Regions from separate parts of the Homo sapiens genome. Here region 1 is linked to region 2. Evidence: read pairs that join two places in POLR2A ChIA-PET (ENCODE). Cell type or tissue: OCI-LY7. All regions are shown on one strand. Region 1 has its middle 41 kb from the start of PAX5. Region 2 has its middle 19 kb from the start of OR2S2.

Region 1 (2,500 bases), 1.1 Mb after region 2:
TCAGTGTGCTCGACCTGAAAAATAAAACCAAGACATTCTCTTACATAACCACAATGTAAATATAAAAATTGGGGAAATAATGTTAATGCAGTACTGTCCTCTAACCTAGATCTGGATGTTGCCAATTGTTCCTTTAATGCGGTACAGTTCCTCGGTCTTTCTTTGCATTTCCTGCCACTGACAGTTTTGAAGAGATAAGTCCAGTATTTTTAGAGTGTACCTCATGGTTATATTCAAGTTACGCACTTTTGATGTGAATGCCATAGAAGTAATGTGCTGTTTTTCTCAATGAATCACATCTCACTTTTTAAAGTGAAAGTCATTCTTCAATCTCCTCCATTCCTACTCCCCTCCTAAGAGGTAAATAACCACTGTTAACGATTGGTATTCATCTAGTATTTTGTCTATGCACTTATATACACACATATCTATACACAGGCACACTTGTACCCTTTAAAAACATAATAAAATGAGAACACTATATCCTTACTGCTCTGCAATTTACCTTTTTTCATTTAAGTGTACGTCTTTGGCAATCTTTCCATGTCAGTGCATGCAGATTCCCTTTATTCTTTTAAAAATGGCATATATATATGTATATATATGCCACATATGTGTATATATATATACACACACATATATATACATATATATACATATATATACATATGCCACATATGTGTGTGCATATATATATATATATATATATATATATACACATATATATATATATATATTTTTTTTTTTCCCCTAGAGACTGCCTCTGGCTATGTTGCCCAGGCTTGTCTCAAACTCCTGGGCTCAGGCAATCTGCCCTCCTCAGCCTCCCAAAGTGTTAGGATTACAGGTGTGAGCCACTGTGCCCAGCCAAACGTGGCATAATATTTTTAAATGGTATAAATGTGTTCTTGTTTAGTTTGTTCCCTACTAATGAATATTTCCATTTTTTCTATCACAATGTTTGTACACACATTTAAGAACATACCTCATTTATAATTGTGATAGATGCTATTAAATAGCTCTCCTAACACACTTTTCCAGTTTGTATTCTCATCTACTGTGCATGAGATAATTTGCATTTTTCTGACTGTTAGTGATGCAGAGCACCTATTCACGGCCTTTGGGTTTCCTGTTCTGTGAATTGCCTGTTAGTGGTCTTTGCTGTGAGAATGCTGAATTGTCCGTCTTTGTCTGACTACTTATTTCTCCAGGCCTCACTCATTTCTGTTCCTCTGCAGAGGCTTCTCCACGTCCCCTAATCAGCCACTACCCCCTCCTCTGCTGTCCCACAACACTGTTCACACCGTGCCCAGGCCTTCATTTACCAACCATTCCATAAAAAATCTACTCATTCCAAAAGTGTCCACTGTGAGCCTTCTCTGTGCTTGGCCTTGGGCTAGGTGCTGGGTGGAGAGACATGAGCCAGTCATCATAGACTCCATGCTAAAGTTCAGTTTTGATATGCAGCTTTGAGCATAGAAAAGAGCATGAGTTTTAGATCTAGACATAACTTGAGTTGAATTCCAGCTTCACCACTTCCCAGCTGTGTAATTCAGAGCAAGTCACTTGATTACTCCAAGTCTCCATTTCCATACTAGTGAGGTGAGGCTAATCCCTCCCTAAGAGAGTCACTTGAAGCTGGACAAGAGACAATATATCTGAAGTGGTTAGCAAGGGCCTGTTACACAGTAGGCTTGCAGTAAATGAATGGTAGTTGAAAGGCAACTGTTAAGAGGTCAAAATCAGTTAGTTCTCAGAGGTTCTAGGAGCCACCAATAAACTGGAAAATAAAAAGGAAGGAGGTAGCTCCTCTCTTTGCAATGCAAAGGATATGGATGAGTGCCGCTTGCCCAGATCCTGCTACAGAATATCTTTCCTGCTCTCTGCAGCAGATTTCTGCTTTGTCCTGGCCCCTCATCCCAATTCAGCTGCGCATTGTTGTCCTACTACCACTGCCGTGGGAAGAACAGGTGCTTCCCTTCTCAAATAAATGTTGGTCTCTTTAGAAAATACTCTGTAAGAAAGACTTCAGGATATTTGTGCATGCTGTCACCCATGATTTCAAGAAGTAGGGGCTGGGCACTGTGGTTCACACTGAGGCGGGAGGACTGCTTGAGACAGGAATTCAAGACCAGCCTGGTTAACACGGCGAGATCCCATCTCTACAAAATGTTTATAGTTTTAAATTAGCCAGGTGCAGTGTGGTGATGCACGCCTGTAGTCCCAGCTTCCTGGGAGGCTCAGGTGGGAAGATCTCTTGAGCCCAGGAGGTTGAGGTGCCAGTGAGCTGTGTTTACACCACTGCACTCCAGCCTGAGTGACAGAGTGAGATACTGTGTCGAAAAAAAAAAAAAAAAGAAAAGAAAAGAAAAGAAAAAAAGGAGAAATGGGGAGTAGAGACAGCTTCAATTAGAAAGAGAAATGCTGTGTATGTGGAGAGAGGCTGAGGTGGAAAGTTTCCCTGAAGACCCAAAACTGCCGCAGAGTAGGGTGAGTGGGT
Region 2 (2,500 bases):
GTTGAAAAATTATTTCTCTGTTGTTGAAGCTCTCAATTGTATTTTTATTCTTTGAGTTATTCCGCTCCAAGGTTTGTTTAGTTCTTTTTTATGAACTCTTTCTCTTTGTTGAATTTCTCATTGTGATCATGAATTGTTTTTCTGATTTCATTGAATTATCTATCGATATTCTTTTGTATCTCACTGAGATTCCTAGGATCATTATTTTGAATTCCTTTTCAGACACGTCATAGATTTCCTTTCCTTTGGTTTTGTTATTAGAGAATTATTGTGTTCCTTTGAAGGTGTCATGTTTCCTTGTTTTTCATGTTTCTTGTGTTCCTACACTGATATTTGTGCATCTAATGGAGCAGTCAGCCCTTCCAAATTTATGGAGTAGCTTCCATAGGGAAAGCCTTTTTCCTGTAGATGTGTCCTGTATTGTTGGTTTGGTAGGGTGCTTTGAATTTTGTTCTGTGAGTGCAGTAATGCAGTCTCCATGTGATTTCTTTAGCTCTAATCAATGTCAGTGGTGGTGTCTGTGAGTGCCTCAGTGGCCTAGACTGAAGGTGTTTGTGGAGGCTGTTGTGTGGCTTTGCTAGAGGCAGGGGCTACTAGATGGGTTGGTTCTTAAGTTCTTGCGGTGGGGGTGTGCACTGAGCATAGTGTCTCCACCAGTTGTCAGGATGGTGTTGCCAGCTGCAGTGGGCACTGGACGAGCTGGTCCTTGGTTCCTGGGGGGTATACATGGTGCATGGCTACTTTGCAGTTGAAGGAGATGGGGTTGCTGGTGGCAGTGGGCACCACACAGGCAGGTTCTTCGTCCCTAGGGGGCATATATAATATGAGACGATTGGAGGGGGCAGGGTGACTGGCAGTGGTGGGTACCAGTTGGACCAGTTCTGGGTTCCTGGAATATGTTTGCAATGCGTGACAGTTCTGCCATTGGAGGGGACAGAGTCATTGGTGGTGGTGGGTATCAGGCAGCTTGTTTTATGGCTCTAAGGAATGTGTATGTCTGTTCCTCCAGTCCTGAGGGTGGCCTCCATGCTGTCCTGAACTGCCTGCTCCCTGGAGTGTAGGGCAATGCATAGACTCAGGTGCTGGGGTTAAGGCTGTACTGCTGGGTCTAGCTGGGGTGGTGGTGCAGTTTTCCATATGGGTATCAGGGGATGATGGCTGGTCTCCAAAAATGTAGACATGTAGTGGCTATAGGATCCCAGGTCAAGATGCACACCAACAGCAACCTCATTCCCCAAATGGCCACCATGCTGTAGCAGCTTTGGTCCTGGGAGTAAGGGGGCACTTGGTGTGTGTTCCTTCTTTAGAGCAATGAGGTTATGCAGACTCCAGGCAGCTCCCTATTATGGATTCAAGGCTTGTGAGACTTGTGAGGCATGCCAGCAGCTAAGATTGCAGATGTCCTCAGTTGAAATGGGGACTGCTGAGGAGCTCCTGCTTACCTTTTCCCCACAATGAGAAGTCCCTTTTGACTCTGAGCTGACCCCAGCTGAATGTTTCACTTCCCTGTCTATGCTGCCATCACATCCATGCCTCAGAGGGTTTTTGTCACTTTCTTGCTGTATTTCCGTGTTCTCCTTTAGTTGCTCTACTCACAGTACAGTTATTTGTTGTTTTCTTCTTCTTTGTGCAGGAGATGAGTGTTTGGCATCCCTAGTCAGCCATCTTGATCTGGTTTTCTTGTGAGTTAATTTTTGCACAATGTATGAGACTTTGGTTAAAGTTTTTGTTTTTGTTTTTTTCCTATGGATATTCAATTGCTCCAGTACCGTTTATTGCAAAGGCTATTCTTATGTCATTGAATAGCTTTTGCACTTTTGTCAAAAATCATTGGACATACTTATGTGGGGTTATTTCCTGACTCTCTATTCTGTTTCATTGATCTACGTGTCTGTTCCTCTACCAATACTACATGGTCTTGTGTACCCTTCACAAGATTATTGTAGCTATGTAAAAAATCTTAAAGCCAGCAATAGTGATTCCTTCCACTTTATTTTTACTTGTATAAAATTATTTTAGCTGTATGAGTTCCTTTGCCTTTCTATGTACATTTTAGAATAATTTTATCTATACATACAAAAAGTCTTGCTGGGATTTTGATAGAAATTGTGTTAAGTTTGCACATCAATTTGAATAGAGTTGATATCTTTGCTACAGTGAGTGTTCCAACCCATGAACACAGTATGTCTCTCCATTTATTTAGAGCCTTGAGTTCAGCATTTTTTAGTTTTCAGCATACATGTTCTATACATGTTTTGTTAGATTTATACCTCAGTATTTTTTTCTTTGGGGGAACACAGTCTTTCATCACTAAATATGATGTTAACTATGCTTTTTCAGTAGATATTCTTTATCAAATTGAAGAAGTTTCCCATCTATTTCTAGTTTTCTGAAAGCTTTTTGTCATTAATAGGTGTTATTTTTTAAAAGTGCTTTTTTTCTGCTTTAATTGATACGATTTCCATCCTTTTACTCTCAATTTACCTGTAGTTTTATATTT

The links. Peaks named below come from ENCODE experiments on the same cell type or tissue, not always from the same donor. Only the 100,000 strongest peaks of a DNase experiment are listed, where the experiment ranks them.
Region 1: POLR2A ChIA-PET joins it to region 2 with 5 read pairs; 1 of 35 experiments calls an interaction of 5 or more read pairs at or near these places.

Annotation. Positions count from the first base shown.
Region 1 is chr9:37,073,854-37,076,353 of GRCh38, forward strand. No RefSeq gene overlaps it. Among named protein-coding and RNA genes, the nearest start is that of PAX5, 41 kb to the left of the region's middle. In OCI-LY7, no CTCF peak of the experiment used is centred here; DNase peaks (open chromatin) are centred at 188, 838, 1,148 and 2,143; H3K4me3 peaks cover 1,940 bases; H3K27ac peaks cover 2,500 bases.
Region 2 is chr9:35,975,421-35,977,920 of GRCh38, forward strand. No RefSeq gene overlaps it. Among named protein-coding and RNA genes, the nearest start is that of OR2S2, 19 kb to the left of the region's middle. In OCI-LY7, no CTCF peak of the experiment used is centred here; a DNase peak (open chromatin) is centred at 1,521; H3K4me3 peaks cover 510 bases; H3K27ac peaks cover 993 bases.